2 separate regions of the Homo sapiens genome follow, and region 2 is linked to region 1. Evidence: read pairs that join two places in POLR2A ChIA-PET (ENCODE). Cell type or tissue: A673. All regions are shown on one strand. Each heading gives the region's core, and the rest is flanking DNA. Links, peaks and the distances in the headings are about the cores only.

Region 1 (5,836 bases), core at 697-4,696:
CCGTGGGAGGCTGTGCCCAAGTCAGCAGCGTGGCTGAGCTGCCCAGCAATATCTGCTGCCATGTCGTTTCTGCTGCCTCTGTCCTCTGCAAAACCCTTGTCAGACTCGCCTTCATCCCCCTCTGAAAGCCGATTCTGAGGACAGCAAACATTCTCCTGAAAGCCAGGTTTAAAAGGGCTCCTAGAAACCTGCGGGTCCTGAGCCACATCAGCAGCCTCACTGGCCTCCAAGGAGGGGCCACAGGCCTTCACCCGTTCCTCCATTTTTTTCATGCGGCTTTCAAAGTCAGACTCTGGAGATGCAAAGCTTCCAATCTGGAAAGTGACCTTTTCTAAGGAAGGTTTCTCCCGGAGATGTCTGTCAGGGCAAGGCCAGGCCACTGACCGGTCTGGCAGTCTTGTAGGCATCTCCACTTTCAACAGCTCACAGACAGCTTGCTGGTCCATCTTCATTCCTGCCCCCAAAACTTCACAGCTGGGAAGTCTTGAAGAGCCATCTTGCGGTGCCTCTTTATTTTTCTCATCCCCACAAAATGCATTCTGAGGTTTCCAGGAAGCGTCTGATGCTGGCCCCAGGCACCCTGCGCTGCAAGCCTCAGAACCCTGCTCTGGCCTCCTGTTAGCTTCTTTGTCAGGTTTAAGACCCAGGTCTCTACTGTCAGTGCCCTCTGGGCACTCAGGAAACCCTGTCGGCCAGGGGTTGTGTCTCTCTGCTGCTGTTGGTGGTAGGATGGGGGGTACAAGAGCGGGCTCGTTCCTCACCGTAATGACCACATACTCAGACTCCTCCACCTCTCCTTTCTCCAAGGCTGTTATGATCTTGCTCCCATTTAAAACTTGGTCACCTTCACCATGATTGCCACTCCAGGTCAGCTGGTTCTCTTGTAGCTCAGAGCAACGGAGAAAGTAGGTCAGGACATAAAGTATTCGCTGGACTAAGTCCTTCTGCTTCCCTACCACTACGGTGCGAGTCAGTCTCACTGGAGAGCCTATGGCTCCGTAAAGATCACCTAGAGAGCAAAGGTGGACACAAAGGCAGTGGTCTCTGGGGTTAGCATGTCACAGATATATCCGTCTTTACAAGAGCAAAACAGATAACTTATATTCCCAATCTGGAGTCCCTGCTTCAGACTCATGATTTCTACTCTCTAGTAAGGACCACGTTTTAGTTTTGCCACTGTAAGTGAGTCAGTCTGGACACAGGCTGTGGCCCACCACCCCTGGTGTGTGGGAGTCGTGCTGCTGTGCCCACAGCCCCTCCCATTGCCTGCTGGGTCTTCCCTGCAGCTCAGTGGGTCAGCCAATGAGATGGCCCAAAGAAGGCTAAAGCCAGAGCTCTGAATATGTGACCAGATCTAATACTATATCTTGGAAACTAGAATAATAAGAATTTGTTGGAAGAATCCCAGGACATTGGGCCTTGGGATAAAATCCAAATTTAGGAATTTCTCAACAGAAGTGCAGTGAATTAATTCAAAATACTTAATGAGGTGGTCTACACAGAATTATCTTAATACGCATACACACACCAAGTAGAATCAGCTTGATTAACAAGAAGAAAATCACTTAGTCATGAATGAGTCTGAAGGTTTTATTTCATTTCGCTTGAAAATTCAACTGGGCCAGGCGCAGTGGCTTATGCCTGTAATATCAGCACTTTGGGAGGCTGAGGCAGGCAATCACCTTAGGTCAAGAGTTTGAGAGCAGCCTGGCCAACATGGCAAAACCCCGTCTCTACCCAAAATACAAAAATTAGGCGAGCGTGCTGGTGTGCACCTGTAGTCCCAGCTACTTGAGAGGTCAAGGCAGGAGAATTGCTTGAACCTGGAAGCCAGAGGTTGCAGTGAGCTGAGATGGCACCACTGCACTCCAGCCTGGGCAACAGCATGAGACTCTGTCTCAGAAAAAAACAGAAAAGAAAATTCAACTGGAAAAAAGTATGTCCCATTAGTTATATATCCTGACAAGTTGATTAAAAACTGACTAATGTACTGTGAGCTCTACAGTCAGCTTAAGGAGGAGACAATAAGGGCAAATGTGTCATCCAACCACCCAGCAATAAGCTTTTCATCAAAAGTACTTCAGTGCCTAACTATTAAAACTACTGCATTTGATAATTTGATTATTACATTTTATAATAAGTTACACATTTGATAAGAAGATGGACAATTATAATAAAGAACCTATGTTTACTAACTGGACAGGCACTGTGTTAAGACCCTAAAGATGTATCTCAGCTGGGTGCGGTGGCTCATGCCTGTAATCCCAGCCCTTTGGGAGGCTGAGGCAGGTGGATGACCTGAGGTCAGGAGTTTGAGACCAGCCTGGCCAACATGCTGAAACCCTGTCTCTGCCAAAAATACAAAAAATTAGCCAGGTGTGGTGGCAGACACCTGTAATCCCAGCTACTAGGAAGGCTGAGGCAGGAGAATAACTTGAACCCGGGAGGCAGACATTGCAGAGAGCCAAGGTGTCGCCACCGCACTCCAGCCTGGGCTACAAGAGCAAAACTCCATCTCATAAAAAAAGATGTGTCTCATTGTATCTTTGTATAATCAAACTGGAGTTAGAAACCCATTAAAGAATAATCAGAGGGCTGGGCACGGTGGCTCACACCTGTAATTCCAGCACTTTGGGAGGCCGAGGTGGGCGGATCACTTGAGGTCAGGAGTTCGAGACCAGCCTGGCCAACAGGGTGAAACCCCGTCTCTACCCAAAATACAAAAATTAGCCAGGCGTGGTGGCAGACACCTGTAACCTAGCTACTCGGGAGGCTGAGGCAGGAGAATCGCTTGAGCCCGGGAGGCAGAGGTTGCAGTGAGCCGAGATCACGCCACCGCACTCCAGCCTGGGTGACAGAGCAAGACTCTGTCTCAAAAAAAAAAAAAAAGAATAACCAGAATATTGGAACAAATCAAAAGCTGAAAAGATACTAAATAAAGGAGAACTGATACATGGTAATCAGTACAAATCAGAATGTAGGAAGTTAGAAACCCTCTGAGGAATGCATCTAGAGAGGAGGGAAAGCAGTTATAAGGGCATATACTAGATAAAACTAATTAAAATAGATGAGTATGGGAAAAAAGTTATGAGAACCATCGGAAAGTACCTCCCCCTGGGACCCATTAAGAAATACCTCCTTCTGCGAGTATTCCCTTGTGTACGGTTCCTAAGAACATTCAAATGGCAAGACATAAATAATAATAAACAATCCTCTCTATAAAATGACTAGATTATAGGCTGATAGAGCTTTAACTGAGAGGCGTTTGCAAGTGACTGAGAAATCAGCCTAGAATTCAAGAGAGTAACTCAGAATTGTAGGCTGAAGCTAGGACTTTTGTTTGAGAAAACCTTTCTAAGAGCTCATTACTGTTAACACTTTGATTACATCTGCCTATTGCCGCAGGATATCAACAGTCATTTCAGGAATTCATGAAATATTTTTTGTTAAATCAGTTTCAATATTAATAAAGAAGAAGCATTACTTATCCAAAATCTGGTATAACAAACTACAGGGGAAAGACCACTTAGAATATTATTTTTTAGCAATGCATTTGAGTATTGTATATTTTAATAACTAAGGAACAAATGGAAATGGTAAAACAAGGAAGGTTATTAAAAATACAATTTATAATCATTTAAACTATATAAAATAATGAGTGCAATGTGAGTGGAACCAGTGCTATTACATTATAGCCAAACTTCATAAAATAAAGCATTTTTAAAACAGTAGACCCATAATATTAAATATTTACTGGAAGTTCAATTTTTTTTTGAGTCTTGGATAATTGAAGCTAATTTTTAGAATAGATTTGTTTTCATGAATATAATTTTTTAAAATGTAGAAATTGCACAACAATGTGAATGTACTTAACATGACTGAACTGTACACTTAGAAATGGTTAAGATAATAAATGTTGTTATATGCTTTTTACCTCAATTAAAAATAAAAATTTAAAAGAGAGGCAAATGGGGAAAAAGCAGAAGAAAAAGTGAAGGAGTCAAGCGTGCTTCCAAGTGAAATAGGCCAAAGACAGAGTGCATGGAAGCAGGAAAGGTGCTGGACAAAGTAGGAGAAGAGGTCACAGGAAAGGAGGACACAGAAAGGAATGGTGGCAAATGGGGACACAGAGTGGAGACTCAGGGAGGGAGAGACGGAGAGAGCAGAGGAACAGACAGAAGAAACTTAGGAAGAAAGAGGGAAGAATAGAGAGAAGGGAAAGCAGAAAGAAAAAAGATGGGATGTTAGAGAGGTGCAAAATGATAGAGAACTGGGGTGAAGCCAAAAGAGGATGGAGAAGGAGAGGAGATAACAGCCAGGAGGGTAAAACATGTAGAGAAAAAGAAAACAAAGAGGGAGGAAGAGGGAGAAGAAAGGAAAGAACTGTTGAGGGGAACAATAGTGAAAAGTTGGAAACTAGAAAGAGGAGAGGAAAGAATGAGGTGGAGAAGCTGAGAGAATTTAGAAGCCCTGTAAAGGAAGCATGGTGAAAGAAAGGGGGTTAGAGAGGTAGGGGACTATATAGACAGAAACAAAAATAAACCAGGAGAAGCTGAGAGAGAACAAAAATAAGGAGACGAGAAGAGAGTTTAGTATCTTAAAGGCACACTTATTCCTGATCACATTCTAATAACGTCTATGTTGTAGAATTCCCCTTTCAACAGTGTCTCCTTATACCCTACACAGTTTAACTTATTGCATCTTTATTATCATTATTTCAAATGTTTTCTAATTTCTTTTGTGCAATTTGTTTGGCTTGTGGGTTATTTAAATGTGGTTGTCAGCTGGGTATGGTGGCTGACACCTGTAATCCCAGCATTTTGGGAGGCAGAGGCAGTTGGATCGCTTGAGCCCAGTTCAAGACCAGCGACCAGCCTGCAAAACATGGCAAAACTCTGCCTTTACAAAAATTAGCTGGGCATGGTGACGCACATCTGTAGTCCCAGCCACCAGGGAGGCTGAGGTGGAAGGATCACTTGAGCCTGGGTGGTTGGGGCTGTGGTGAACCTTGATTGTACCACTGAACTCCAGCCTGGGTGACAGAGCGAGACTCTGTCTCAAAAACAACAACAACAACAAAAATACATGGTTTGATTTCTGAGAAAGTGAGAACTAAAAAAAAATTGATTTGTAGTCTAATTCCACTGTGTTTTGAAAAATACAATGTAAACTTCTGAGAAAAAAATTTCACACATTTTAACTTATATTAAATCAGTGGTCCAAATCTCTTTTGGGTAGAAAAGCTCCTTTTCATTTCTACAAACCCTTAAGATCATTAGGTCAAAAAGAGACCTATATGGAACTACTTCAGTCAGTGGTGTAGACAGTGGCATTTAAACTTTGTATACCTATGCCAAGAAAGAAATACATTTTATACTGCAACCTCAATGCATCTTTTGGAACAGACATTTTACAAAATATACATGTAAATCACTGATATTTTCTATTCTATTATACCAATTAAATGCTTTTTAATTAAACCCACTAAATTGCTTCTGCAGCCCACTAATGGGTGGCGATCACATTGTACACAGGGAAGTGGCTGGGCAGAAGCAAGGATCACCGAGCTCCTGAGCAGCAAACCCGTGAAAGTGGCATCCGGCTTCCCTCCCTCTTCCCTGGTAGTGCTGAGCAGCCATGGAGGGGGAACGCACAGTGGCACCTGTCCTGGAAAGCTCTCAGAGGAGTCTTTGGAATGATTCCAGATAGTCTTCTCTATACTTAGGAACCTGGATTGAAATTTTATCTCCATCATTGTGTATTCCCAGCAGTTTCTATTTTCATGTTTACTGTGACTTGCTAAATACTGAATGAAAACAATAAAATGCAAAGCAAG
Region 2 (5,836 bases), core at 1,006-5,005, 430 kb before region 1:
TGTAATTACTTAACATTCTTCCAGCTTCTTACCAGGCTCAGAAGACAGAAGCCTCATGTTAGCCATATACGGATTAATCTTCTGTTCAACTACCTCCTAAGTCAAGTGAACCTGGGCAAGTTAGTTAACTTCTGTGTACCTCAGTTTCTTCTATGAAATGGCTATAACATAATAGAGTGATCAAATGAAATAATCACTGTGGTCCAAATAATCTACCTTACATATGCCTCTCTATTCCTTCTCATTTCTTCTGTCATTTTTCCAGACAACATCCTCCACCACCTTAGGCCAGATATTTTTCAAATTCGGTGGAAACGAAGAAGCCAACCAAAGAAACAACTTGTTTTGACACTGTCATACCTAAAACTACCATTATGGTAGTTCACTTACTATATATTTCCCCAAAAGTCTACATATTACCTTTTAAATAAATCATGTATTTATATGGAGAGGAACTCACTGCTTAGAATACCATAATACATTTTGCAAACTAAATAACTTCATTTTCATGATATGCTTATAGTTCAATTACTCTCTTTTATAATAAAATATTCAAATTTCTGTAGTTTAGAATTCTCTCAAAGTGATAACAACTTGCGTAGTTTTGTGCATTTATGTGTATTGCCTTATTATATTTGACTGCAAAAGCCTCGAAAATAATATGCATTTGGCACAGACATATGCTACAAACTAAGTATGGTAAAACCACAAAGCTTTGCTCCTGCCATACGGAGCACACTGCCTCTCAGAGGACAGTCTGAACAGAAACACCACTGTGTTGTGTGTTTTTTTGGGGGTTGGGGGAAGGGATGCATTTCAAACGTTCCTTGCTACTTTCCTATATTATGATAATGTTTTAGAGTTGTAACAGAGAGGGCTTGATAAGATGTGGCTTATATAATGAGTATTTCACATGGCTTGCTGTCCAAATATATATCTTTATGTGGTGGAATTAGCTACTGAAATATGGTACCCTAGCCCTCTCCCAAGGCAGAAAGGAATTAATTCTTGCGTGTATGAAATGGGGACAATTTAAATACACTTGGGACCCCGATGAGGAAAATAAATAATCAATATTAGTGAACTGGTTGAAAACTGGCTGTCTGTCACAAGGTGACTAATGTTTCAAAGCAAATACTTTTAGGAGGGTTTTTCCATTGAATGTTCAAAGAAAGCATTGAGTAGAAAGGAAACCTACATGAACTTCACTTGAAAATGGAAGAGAGGAATACGTCAATGTGATGAGAAACTGCATGATCTAAGTACCATGTATTTCAAAATGTGAGGCTTTGCCCCATTTTTCCAAAGATAACAAAATTAGATCACCTGTACACCAGTTACTATGTGACAGGCCCTACTCTAAGTACTTGCATACATTAGCTTACTTAATTTTTACAACACTCTTAAAAAATAGGTATTAGTAGGACTATTTTATGTAGGAGGAAACCTCAGATGCAGAAAAGTGATTTGCATCAAGATCACACAGCGAAAAGGTGATGGAAACAGATTCCAGCCCCAGATGAACGGCTAGGGAGCACACACTTAAGCATTAAACTTAAATATATTTATTAATTTACTAATTGACCTGAAAATTCTCATGGATATTGATGGAACAATCAAATGGCTATTTAGATCAAATTACTAGTGAAATACAAATTTCAAAATCACATGAAAAATATTAATTGTAAATAATTTCTCACTCATGAAACTTTAATCTGCATCTCCAACATCAATGACTTTGACATTTGCAAAGCTGACTCACTTTTTGAGTCATCCAATTGAGTTTACATTCCTTCTAATTTGTTTAAGGTAGTGATGTGTCTATAAATGACACAGTGCTGTATAACATTCAGGAAGCTGATTTTTCATTTTTCTTGCAAGTTCTTTACAACAACCATCATTTACTTTTTGCTTTATAAATTAATCTTTACAAGGTTTATGGTAATATCCAGTAATTGCAATTCTGAGATCACATATTCAGGCCTCGTTATTAAATCTATGTAAAACTTCTTTAACTCCCTTATACCAATTCCATCATGTGAATTATAAACATTCCAAGCTAAGATCGCTTGGGGTCATTTCTGATTAATTTTCCTTATGGAAAAATACATCCTTCTTTAAAAACAATAAACTAAATTGAGAGAGAACTTCATTATATAAAAGATTAAGGTGGCTTATTTTCTGATAGTTGATTTTGGTGGAAACAAAACCTTGTCTTTTATATAATTTCCCCAACATCTGAAGGTCAGAAAAAACATTATGTGCATGCGCGCGCGCGCGCGCGCGCACACACACACACACACACACACACACACACACACTCACACACTCTCTCTCTCTTATGCTAGTCAACTAATTCTATCACTTTAAGAAAGATATCTGAGATATCTGGCATCAAGAACAATAGTAGAATTATTATTAGAACCATTGAAAGTGTCATTGAAAATGTTTATCTGAGACCTCAAATGGTACAATCGAACTGTTTATACAAGTTTCCATAGAAACACGGAGGTAGTTGATTAATGTATATATGGCCAAATGAAATGTCCTGTTGCCTGTTAATAAACAGTTTTATGATGGATTTCAAGTGACAGCCAGACCATTCTCATTTCAAATACACATACATACACACACACACACAAATGCATACACACAGGCATGCACTCTGCATATAATTCCTTTTCCTTTTCAATTCATTTTCAACCATCAACAACCACTCATTTGAAATGCATAAATCCCTTTGGGAGATTCCAAAAAATTCTCTAGGTCATTCAGTCCAAGAACTTTCAATGAAAAACACACCAACTGTTGGTACTGAGTTGGGTGATTTAAAAGTCATGCTCTGGGTAGTATTTCATCTATTTTAAATTCCAAACTCCTCTGTATATTTTCTCTTAATGTTAATAATAATTACTGCGATAGCTTTGGGGCGAGGGGGCCTGTATTGTATAATGGGCAATACGCTGAACGTTTCATACTTTGTCTCTTTGTTCTAATATCTATGAAGAGCCCAGATGTTGCACTTCATTGCTGAAGAAATGAAAGCTCGGGCCAGGTGCGATGGCTCACGCCAGTAATCCCAGCACTTTGGGAGGCCGAGGCAGGTAGATCACCTGAGGTTAGGCATTTGAGACCAGCCTGACGAACACGGTGAAACCCTGTCTCTACTAAAAATATAAAAATTAGCCAGGCGTGGTGGCATGCACCTCCCAGCTACTTGGGAGGCTGAGGCACGAGAATAGCTTGCACCTGGGAGGCAGAGTTTGCACTGGGCCAAGACCATGCCAATGCACTCCAGCCTGGGTGACAGAGTGAGAGGAAAGGATGGAAGGACGGACAGACGGACGGAAAGAAGGAAGGAAGGAAGGAAGGAAGGAAGGAAGGAAGGAAGGAAGGAAGGAAGGAAGAAATGGAAGCTCAAAGAGCTCAAGTGGCTTGTCCAAAACCCTCAGTAACAGGCTCCAAAATCTATGTTTATGAACTATAAGCAAATCATGCAATCATACCATTTAGACTGTAATACTAATTAATATAGAAATACTGGTAATATTCTACAATTACTAAAACTTGAGTTCTCAGCCTCTTGTTTTCCAGAACCTAGTGGGACTGATGCTATGGAAGCGGCAATCCCTGGAGAGGGAGGCAGCTGCTGGTACGATCAGAAGATGGCTTCTATAACCAATTAGACAACAACTTTGATGAGCTCCAAAGGGACTGCACTTAGTTATCCCAACTGAAGAAATGCTCAATGGAGTATGGAGCTCGGGAAATGAGTGTTTAAAGTCAAAGAAAAAAGATTCCTATGGGATCCATGGAGGATTCTAAGCTGCCTTCTTTGTGAACAAAAAAGGTTGGGTTTGGGAAGGAGGCCTTACACAGAATTAAAAACATTAACCCATAATTAATTTTTAACTCTTTAAAAGTTATAAAGCTATCTTACACCTAAATGCAAATGAACTTAGATCTACATACAGTAGCATGGCTGAGACTGGCTAGCTATTCACCAGTGCTCTCTTGCTGGGTGCATCGCTAGATTACATTTCCCAACGTCCCTTCCGGTTACGTAAGTGCCAATTGAGTTCAAACCACTGGAGTATGAACAGTTAGAAGTGAGTACGCCACTTCTATATCTTACTCATAACAACCTTACACATGAGACCCTCCATGATCTTTCCCTTTCCATTAAAGAGAGTCTCTGTTGGAAGAAAACGCAAGCTTTGCATTGAAGGTTAAACACAACTGAGCCAAAAAATGGAGAGGGGCTGCAACCCTGAACCACTATCTAGAAGGAATTTGTCCATTGATCAAGAACACCATCAGATTTATGAAAAGGAGACTTAAAAGAAAGTCTACTGTGTTTGAACCATTATATTTTGTTTTGTTTGGTACAATAGCTAGCATTATCCTAAACAAATACTAGGATCATTTTTACGACCTATAACTGAAAATTCTTCCACAGTGAAATTCTAAATTCCTTATGAAGAAGTAGGCAGGACACTGATAACATCCTATTTCATGGGACTGTGTGCAGTTTGGATAAAATAAACACGACAGTTCATTTACTCTTCAATTAACTAGTCAAACGACATTTATTGAAAACCAGTAGGCCAGACACTATTCTGAGTTTGCTAAATACAGCAATGAGTAAAATAAAGCCCATGCTGTCATGCATCTTACAACTAGTGGGTGGGGACAAATAATTAAATAATAAACAAGAAACTGTCAAGTTGTGATAAGTACTGCATCCAGCAAAGATGAAAAGAAACCGATGTGATAAACAGTGACTAGACAGAAAGGGATGACCTAAGATGTGATATTAAGACGAGAAAATTGTTTTCATTTTTTTATGCTCTCACTTATTTCCCAAAGGAATAATTTTAATTATATCATCTTCATAAAATACATATATAGACATGTATACAAAATATATAAGCACACAAATTTTGTATATAACATTTTCATATATTAATATATAATACATTGCTAAGTATACTTCATATTTGTCTTTGTGTAAAGTTGAGATAAATCTAGCATATCACTAGGCCAAAGGAATATAATCATTAAATATATTATGAAAAATTATTGTGCTGTGTATGTAACTTGAGAACAAAATCAACAAAGTATTAGATTATCTTATGAACCAAAGACAGTAATGAAATATATGGAGTTGTTCAGTGCCCTCTAATTTGGAGAGCACTAATATCTACTCAAATATCAAGACACAAATATTCTATGATGAAACTATAAGGTTTCCGGAAAATTACTTGTTTTTAAAAGTGCTGCTTCATAGGTTACATGAAAAATTAGGTCTAGAAGCCACCTACTTGATTGTTTGATTTTGATGACTCATAAAATTTATTGAATAGGCTGACCACTTGAGAATAAATACTTCTCTTGAAATTTATGCTATAGTCTTTTAAAAAAATAGAAGTAAACTTATTTCATTAGGAAGAAGGGTGGATGTACTCAAAACTCTGACTCCATAGACTTTATATCCTAGTATTTGTGTGTCTGTGTTGGGGAGTGGGTAGGAAGTTGGGGGAAGCCCATCAAAAAAATAAGAACATCACTTAGTGGTAATTTAAAAATTAATTAAGTATCCAGGATATAGGGTGTGAAAGGTTTCCCTGCTTAGGTAACATCTGAGTACAAGATATGAATGGAATGAAGGCCTGACCCCTGCAGAAGCACATGGGAGTAGCAGGCATTTCAGCAACAAACACACTAAGAGCAAAAGCCCAAGGTAGGGTGGCGTTCGCATGTTTTAGGAATAGCTAGGTCAGTACAAGCTCTGACAAGGAGAGGGATTGGGGCAGAGAGATATTCAGGGGTGAAA

Evidence for each region. ChIA-PET counts read pairs that join two places held together with the same protein. Peaks named below come from ENCODE experiments on the same cell type or tissue, not always from the same donor. Only the 100,000 strongest peaks of a DNase experiment are listed, where the experiment ranks them.
Region 2: POLR2A ChIA-PET joins it to region 1 with 5 read pairs; 2 of 35 experiments call an interaction of 5 or more read pairs at or near these places.

What each region holds. Positions count from the first base shown.
Region 1 is chr4:158,863,275-158,869,110 of GRCh38, reverse strand. FNIP2 (folliculin interacting protein 2) reads right to left here. Exons shown (of 17, transcript NM_020840.3): 13 at 1-1,009. Among named protein-coding and RNA genes, the nearest start is that of FNIP2, 97 kb to the right of the region's middle. In A673, for the core only: no CTCF peak of the experiment used is centred there; a DNase peak (open chromatin) is centred at 3,140.
Region 2 is chr4:159,292,206-159,298,041 of GRCh38, reverse strand. All of the region lies in intron 7 of RAPGEF2 (Rap guanine nucleotide exchange factor 2), which reads right to left. Among named protein-coding and RNA genes, the nearest start is that of MIR3688-1, 170 kb to the right of the region's middle. In A673, for the core only: no CTCF peak of the experiment used is centred there; no DNase peak of the experiment used is centred there.